Linked DNA regions of Homo sapiens: region 1 is linked to region 2. The links are chromatin contacts, found by Hi-C or POLR2A ChIA-PET in ENCODE. All regions are on one chromosome and are shown on one strand. Each heading gives the region's core, a stretch centred on a gene start or an enhancer-like site at or near the end of the contact. The rest is flanking DNA. Distances are from core to core; before and after follow the strand shown.

Region 1 (4,157 bases), core at 1,564-4,063, 370 kb after region 2:
TGGAACTTTGACACATTGATTCTAAATTTTATCTGGAAGAGTAAATGAGTATAAATTGCCAAGAACTCACTTAAAAAGGAATTTAATTAGTAAAGTCTTGCCAAAAATAAAAATTAAAACATATTCCGAAACTAGAGTAATTATAGAATGTGGTACTAGCAACTGGTTTAGGAATAAAGAAAAGGATCAAGGAAACAGAAGAGGCTAGAAACATATGATAGATATGAATTTAACATAAGATAAAGGTGGCACTTCACAACAGGAGACAAAGAATGCACCAGTGAATAAATTATTTTTAAGACCACTAACCATGCATTTGGAAAAAATTATACCCCTCACACCAGAAAAGTAAATTTCGGGTGACATAAGGAGCTAAAATTTAAAAATACAAAAAAGTTCTAGAGAAAATATGTATGTAATTACATAATTTGGGGTTAAGGAAGACAATCTAGGAAAAGAAAAACACCCTGCTGCTTATGATCCAAGACCCACGTCATTTTCAATTCCACACAGCTGTAAAGCAGCGGCTCTCCTATCAGTTTTTCCACTGGAATCACCTGGAACCCTGGTGAAAAACAGATTTTGAAGCCTCATCCCAAACCTGCTGAATCACCTCCTCAGGTGGTTTTGATGCCTCGCCATGTTTTGGAGGCCTCTGGTCTAGGGTCAATGCCACAGTGGGGAGGAGGTAAGAGAATGCAGGTGGTAAAACTACCATAGCCTTGACAGCGATGAAACCCCCCAGGTGCTAGTCACACAAAGGCTTACCTTTTGTAAAGTCCCCTGGGAACTAGTTTCCTATTTATTCAAGTCAGCTGTATTAAATAATACCCTCCCTAACCAAAAACGCCAAAACCACAAAACTTCCTAAGTTACATGGTGTGTTGCAGCATGGCAAAAATACATCCTGATCAGTTTGCATTTGGTGTTGCATCAAATTATGGCATAGCCCACAATGCTTAAACATCCATCAACAGTGGCTCTCAACCTAGGCTGCTTTTAGGAACCATCCAGGAAGCTTTGAAAAGTAATACAGTTGTGTCTGAATCCTTTTGGTCTAGGATGGTGCCCAAGGGTTGTCATTTTTAAAAAGCACTACGGGTGAATTTTAGCTGGATAAAGACCATTGGCTATATGTCAGAAACAACTTCTGCTCCTTGGAGTTCAATATCATTTTTTTTTTTTTTGAGATGGAGTCTCACTCTGTTGCCCAAGCTGGAGGGCAATGGCACGATCACAGTTCACTGCAACCTCCGGCTCCCAGGTTCAAGTGATTCTCCTGCCTCAGCCTCTCGAGCAGCTGGGATTACAGGCATGCGCCACCATGCCCGGCCAATTTTGTATTTTTAGTAGAGATGGGGTTTCACCATGTTGGTCAGGCTGGTTTCAAACTCCTGACCTCAGGTGATCCGCCCACCTAGGCCTCCCAAAGTGCTGGGATTATAGGCGTGAGCCACCGCACGCAGCCGAGTTCAATATCTTAATGAGACACAAAAGCTTAAAGGGTCTAACACAAGGCAGAACATGATGCATGAGGTAAGAACATTTCAAACTAGGTGCCATGGACATATGGAAGAGGAAGGTGACTATCTGGGAAGGCTTGGGGGTCCAGGGGAGGGAATTTTGTTGAGCCTAGATCTAGAAACTGATCTAAGACTTGGACATGATGGAAGGACACCCAGGCAAGGGGAAAAAAGGGGATCATTTGAAACCTTATTAATAGTAATTATTAATTAGTAATTATTTCATTTTCCTCCCATAACTTCCCATATAAACATCTTAGGTATATATGCATATGCCTCCTATATTTTTTCTATTTGCAATTATAATTTTCTAATGATTTTGTCATACTGCATATGAAATGGATATAATTATGTCTTTAGCTTCTAGACAAGGCTGTGATTCCTCTAGCTCAGGGTTAAGGCAGAAAAGGGTGTCTTTCCTCCACTCCCAGTAATGCACTATTAGCAATCTACCATATAAAAAAGGGTAAACTGAACCCACTCTATTCAGAAAATTTCAACTCACAAACCTTCTTTAAATTACCCAGCGAGTTAGGGAGGAGGATGATGAGAAATCATCCTCATCCTTGCCAAGAATTTTTTCAAATAAGCAAACTATCCTGCCCAAATTCAGTGAATGCATTACTAATTAATTTCGTTCTGTGATGTCTGTTCTACATGATGATGATATAACTTTCTGCAAAACAAAAACTGAGGCACTCTACATCTGCCATCCATCCCTCCCCAAACTAGGAGATATGAAAGTTTGAGGCTGAGCAGGTCAAGCAGGGATGTGTCTGTTTTCTTGAACCATTTCTAACCTTACTCAATTATTTCCAACTGAAGCATTTCCTTAACAGGCAACATGCAACTCTTTCAAAGACAATCTATTAAAAGACTGGAGAGAAATGATATCATTTCCCTAAAATTTAGTGAGCCAGGACTTGAACAGGTTTGTTAGAAAAACACTAATGCGGTAACTCTATTATTGCCTCTAACTTTAGGGCGATGTGGTAGTCAGAAAGGAGGGGTGGCTAGAACAGAGCCTCAGCCACAACCAGGTTGTGGTGCGTTACATAGTCCCAATGGTGGTATCTAAGGCATTTTATAATTTTCTTATTAATTGTCAATACATCACCACTTGAATGAAAAGAGAATGGAAGCTATTCTTACTTCATTTTTTAACAAATGAAACTGAAGTACAGTTAAGTAATTTGTTCTACTCAGTTCCAGGAAACAATGTGGGGAGGAGGGCCTCCTTCCCTGATCACCAGGCAGGCTCCTGCCTTTCCTCAGGGTGGAAGAGATCCACTGCTGCTGTCTGCTGACTCACCTTCACACTCCAGCTAGAGGATACACTGACTCACAGTTTCATTACCTTCTATTCACCATGACTGTAGTCGTAGACACTCAGAAATGGGAGTTCCAAGAACTGAGCAGGAGAAGGAAAAGAATGTAGATGAAATTGAAAAGGATAAAGGGTACAGCCTCTATCATTGAATAAACCAGAAAAGACACAGGAGAATGTAGTGTCTGCCCTCAGAGACTACATGCATTACTGAGAGGAAAGTGGGGAGAGGAGGCCTGATCCACAGCTAACCATAATTCCCCAATATGAACTGCCAGATAACCAGGGAATGTCGAGAGTGTACAGGAATGTGGGAAGGCCAAAGGGAAAGATGGTGAATTCTGAAAAATATAAAGAAATGTAAATTATCTCTGATCTCAAGAGGCTTACAGTCTACTTGGGCTGTAAGAGACTGTGTGAAAACAGATAACAATGCAAGATGACATAGTTTAGTCACAAATAAATAACTCTATGGTAAGGGCCACAATTTGGAGAAGGGAATGATCTCCACGAGTTAAATCAGAGGCTTCCAGGAAATGAGTCTTTATTTGTTGTTGTTGTTGTTTGTTTGGTTGGTTGGTTTTTTGTTTTTTGTCTTTTTTGAGACGGAGTCTCGCTCTGTCACCCAGGCTGGCGTGCAGTGGCGCGATCTCGGCTCAATGCAAGCTCCGCCTCCCAGGTTCACGCCATTCTCCAGCCTCAGCCTCCAGAGTAGCTGGGACTACAGGCGTCCACCACCACGCCCAGCTAATTTTTTTGTGTATTTTTAGTAGACACAGGGTTTCACCGTGTTAGCCAGGATGGTCTCGATCTCCCGACCTCGTGATCGGCCCACCTCGGCCTCCCAAAGTGCTGGGATTACAGGTGTGAGCCACCGCACCCGGCCTTACTTGGTTTTTTAAGGATTCAGATGAACAGGAAAAAAGGGAAGGGAAATCTAGTCACAGGAAATGGCCTGACCAAGGAGTGTATTCTAGGCAGACTATAAAACATAAACCTGAGAATAAGTTCATTCGTTCATTCAATCAATATTTAGTGAAAATCCACTGTGTACAAGCACTGTGCTAGGAGCTAATAGCAGGAACAAGGCATGTAGGCTGCCCTCACGGAATTTATTTGAGAAGGACTACTGGAAAATAGAGTTGGATAAATGCAACCAGTAATTGGTTTAATTTAGACCGTAATGCATTTTGGTCTTTAGACTGTTCCCAGTAGGAACTGAGAGTTTTTGAGGAAGAGTGACAGATGCAAAGCCGTGTTACTAGAAGATGATTGCGCTGATGCTATTTCTGTGAATTACCGGGGGA
Region 2 (4,527 bases), core at 812-3,311:
AGTAGTCTTACTCTGGAGTGCAGTGGCACAATCATTGCTCACTGCAACCTCCACATCCCAGGCTCAAATGCTCCTCCCACCTCAGCCTCCCAAGTAGCTGGGACTACAGTTATGCACCACCACACACAGCTAATTTTAAAATTATTTGTAGACACAGGATTTCACCATGTTGCCCAGGCTGATCTTGAACTCCTGGGCTCAAGTGATCCACTTGCCTTGGCCTCCCAAAGTGCTGGGATTACAGGCATGAGCCACTGTGCCCAGCTGGTAAATATTTTAAAGCAATTTATGGATTCTTGATCAAGAGGATATTAAATGTAACAATACTAGATTTTAATAGGTAAGGATGAATGTGGTAATTGCTAAGGCAATCATTAAAAGAATAAAACAGAATATAACTGCAATGAGATGCTACTTCACACCCACTAGGATGTCTATAATTAAACAGACACACAATAATAAGTGTTGACAAGGATAGGAGAAATTGGAATCCTCATATAATGCTGATGAGAATGTAAAATGGTGCAATGCAGCCACTGTGGATCAGTTTGGCAGTTCCTCAAAAAGATAGTCATAGAATTACCATTTGACCCAGCTATTCCACTCATAGGTATATACCCATAAGAAATGAAAACAGGAACTCACACAGATACCTGTACATGAATGCTCATAGCAGCATTATTTATGATCATCAAAATATGGAAGCTTGAGTGTCCATCAATGGGTGAATGAATACATGATTTTAGAATTTTAGAATTCCTTTTCAGTTTTGGGACATTTTTATTTCTTTTTTTTTTTAATTTCTTTTTTCCATTTTCTTTGTTCTCCCTTGGAAGAACTTTTATTAGACTTTTTTTTTTCTTTTAAATGAGATGGGGCTCTCTCTGTGTTGCCCAGGCTGGCATCAAACTCCTGGGCTCAAGGAATCCTCCTTGATTATAGGTGTGTGCCACCGTACCTTGCTTCTATTAGATATTTTACTTCTAGGGTTGGACTTCTATCTCTCTTATCCTTTCCTTCACATTTATTTTTCTTTTTGTCTTATATGCTGGAATATTGTCTTTCTTTTATCTTTTAACCCTTCTACTGAATTTTAATTTCAGGAATCGTATTTTAATCTCTAAAGATTCTTTCTTCCTTTTTAAAAAATAACATCATTTTCCTATTGTAAGAATGCAGTATCATTTTTAATTTCTGAGGATATTAGAGAGTTTAAAATATTTTCCCTCTTATGTTTTTTGAATTATCTCCATTCTCTATTGTCATTTAAAAACCGTTTATCGGCTGGGCACAGTGGCTCATGCCTGTAATCCCAGCACTTTGGGAGGCTAAGGCAGGCGAATCACCTGAAGTCAGGAGTTCAAGACCAGCTTGAAACCTGGACTTGAAACCCTGTCTCTACTAAAAATACAAAAATTAGCCAGGTGTGGTGGTGTGCACCCGTAGTCCTAGCTACTCAGGAGGCTGAGGCAGGAGAATCACTTGAACCTGGGAAGTAGAAGCTGCAATGGGCCAAGATCACGCCACTGCACTCCAGCCTGGCAACAGAGTGAGACTCCATGCCAACAGAGTGAGACTCCATCTCAAAAAACAAAAACAAAAACAAACAATAAAAAAAAGTTTATGAAAACTAAATGTGGCTGGGCGCAGTAGCTTACACCTGTAATCCCAATGCTTTAGGAGGCCAAGGTGGGTGGATCACTTGAGGCCAGGAGTTCAAGACCAGCCTTGGCAACATAGCGAAACCCCATCTCTACTAGAAATACAAAAATTAGCTGGGCATGGTGGTGCACACCTGTAATCCCAACTACCCGGAAGGCTGAGGCAGGAGAGTCGCTTGAACCTGGGAGGTGGAGGTTGCAGTGAGCCGAGATGGCGCCATTGCACTCCAGCCTGGGCGACAGAGCAAGACCTTGTCTCAAAAAAAAACCAAAACCAAAACCAAGAAAACCCTAAGTGTGATGTCTGTGTGGAAGGGTGCTGCCTACCACCAGGCATGTGTGGGCAGGTGGGGCCTATACATCTTAGAATGTGAAGTATTTATCACTGCTTGTCTCACCAGCTGTTCTGGTTCTTCTCAATTACTTCAATGTGTTTCTTTACAGAACTCCCTGCTCCTGTTTTTAGCCTAGGACTTAAAAGCCTAGATGCCACATTTTCTTTATGTGGTGAGAGAGAGGTGAAAAGGTTTCACGGGATTGTGCCCAGAGAGACTTATGATTAATCTCCTCTGGTTTCATTTCTACATTTTACTGTTGGCCTCCCTTGCCTTTGGCCTGAGTCCATAGCCTGTCTTGTATTCTGCAAAGCATAGCAGCTTGCTTGTTGGTGCAGCCTTCTTTGACAGTAGTTAATGGTGTAGCTTTTTTTTTTTTGAGACGGAGTCTCGCTCTTGTTGCCCAGGCTGGAGTGCAATGGCTCCATCTTGGCTCACCGCAACCTCTGCCTCCCGGGTTCAAGCGATTCTTCTGGCTCAGTCCCCTGAGTAGCTGGGACTATAGGTGTGCACCACTACGCCCGGCTAATTTTGTATTTTTAGTAGAGATGGGATTTCACCATGTTGGTCAGGCTGGTCTTGGACTTCCCACCTCAGGTGATCCGCCGGCCTTGGCTTCCCAAAGTGCTGGGATTACAGGCGTGAGCCACCCTGCCCGGTCTGGTGTAGCTTTGATACTTTGCTATAACAATCACTAGTCCTCTGATTTTTATCTTTCAGATATTAGGTGGAATAACTTGCTTGCTAATGACCTTCTCCCATTTTCATTTGTGTTTTGTACGTTTTTAATTCCTTTCTCGTTTGTCAGGGTGATGTTGGGATGATAAACACCTGTGGCCAGTCTAGTCTGTTATCTGCTACTGAAAAAGAAAATTTCATTAAATAAAACAATATTTGCTGTATGAAGATTATCTTAAACGTACATCTTTGAGGAAAAAAATGCTAGAGCTTTACAGGTTTTGCAAAATGAACTTAATGTTGAGATGTTTAAGCAATTTTGATTCAGTAGGTGGCACTCTTTCCTAGTTTAACTCAATTCTAAATTGTGAACGGTTTGAAAATAGATTTTTCTTATCGGTATAATTTAAATAGATTGGGTTTCAGAGTTTCGTGATTGTCAACCTTAATCACTTGATATTTTCAGAATTTAAAAATACTTAAGCAAATTTTAAAATTAAGATATTAAACTAAAATCTCTAATATTTACAAATTTCTGTTGCATAATAGTGATTTATGTTCTGTCAAAAGTCAAAAATAATTACAATCTTATCAGAAGCCCTGACTGCTAAAGGTGTTTGGATTCAAGTTATCGAATAAATTTTTAAAATTCCCTTTTAGCACATGGGCACTTTCATTTTATTCTCTTTCTTCTTCTTCTTCTATATCTTTATCTCTGAACAGTCCCCCAATATATCAGTGTTTTTAATGTACTGTATAATAATTTTTTTCTTTCTTTTTTTTTTTTTGAAACATGGTCTCACTGTGTTGCCCTGGCTGGAGTGTAGTGGCTATTCACAGTCACGTTCATAGCACATTGCAGCCCTGAGTACCTGGGCTCCAGTGATCCTCCTGCCTCAGCCTCCTGAGAACAATGTACTATATAATCTTTCAACTGAGCAAAGCACAGTCTCTGCAATCCTGTAACTTAAAATCATAATCAAGTATTAGTTTGTGCAATTAAAACTAATACTAATGTAGTTTAGAGAAACTTTTAAATGATTTTGGAAAACTTTGCATGATCTGTAAATAATAACAAGCAAATGCATCAAAGTGTCTTTACTTCCTGTTCTGAATTTGCAACTAAGTAGCCAGTATGTAAATCACACTTGAAATTGTAATATAGCGTTCTCATAAATCTAATTAGGTCTGAAGCAAAATATGAAATGTTAGAACTTTAAGGCACTTTGGAGGTTATCCAGTCTAACTTTTCAATGATCAGAAACTTTTGTTTTTTTTGAGATAGGTCCCACTCTGTCACCCAGGCTGGAGTGCAGTGACGTGTTCATAGTTCACTGCAGCCTAAATCTCCCAGGCTCAAGTGATTCTCCTGTCTCAGCCTCCTGAGTAGCTGGGACTACAGGCACATGCCATAATGTCCTGCTAATTTTTTTGGATTTTTAGTAGAGATGGAGCCTCACTATTTTGCCCAGGCCGGTCTTGAACTCCTAGGTTCAAGTGATTGTCCCAACTTAGCCTCCCAAAGCACTTAGATTACAGATGTGAGTCCCTGCACCTGGCCAGAAACTTGTAATTGTAAAAAAGATTGCTAATAGAGGTGAGCGCATTAAAAATTCTGAATTTTAAAAGCGACATTGCAAAAGCATTTCAAGAGTTAACAACAACTTAATGAAAATGCTCACTGGTAAACCTCTGACTAACTTTAACCAAGTGTGTAAAAATATTGGTAATTAAAAGACTAAACTATTTCTGAGAATGGTTATCAGTCAGTTGGAAATCCTTGCTTGTGGTTCTAGGCTTACATTACCAATGGTGAATGGCAGCTTTCACTTTCATTTTTCTACACTTTTATC

The links. A loop is a pair of places that touch in the nucleus more often than their neighbours do. ChIA-PET counts read pairs that join two places held with the same protein, here RNA polymerase II (POLR2A). Pooled maps may share reads with other maps.
Region 1: a loop to region 2 is called in a pooled map, with 6 times the contacts of the local background. The contact joins two enhancer-like sites. A Hi-C loop is called at or near these places in 1 of 168 maps with a recorded cell type or tissue (esophagus muscularis mucosa) and 7 of 50 pooled maps. POLR2A ChIA-PET finds 5 or more read pairs at or near these places in 1 of 52 experiments (activated naive CD8-positive, alpha-beta T cell).

The regions. Positions count from the first base shown.
Region 1 is chr15:59,347,463-59,351,619 of GRCh38, forward strand. The region is part of intron 1 of MYO1E (myosin IE); the gene reads right to left. Among named protein-coding and RNA genes, the nearest start is that of MYO1E, 23 kb to the right of the region's middle. Within about 2 kb of position 2,814, at least 15 of the 41 ENCODE cell types and tissues checked have a DNase peak (open chromatin) inside an H3K27ac peak, as active enhancers do.
Region 2 is chr15:58,977,535-58,982,061 of GRCh38, forward strand. No RefSeq gene overlaps it. Among named protein-coding and RNA genes, the nearest start is that of RNF111, 7.9 kb to the right of the region's middle. RefSeq lists enhancers at 1,854-1,953, 2,344-2,393. Within about 2 kb of position 2,062, at least 5 of the 41 ENCODE cell types and tissues checked have a DNase peak (open chromatin) inside an H3K27ac peak, as active enhancers do.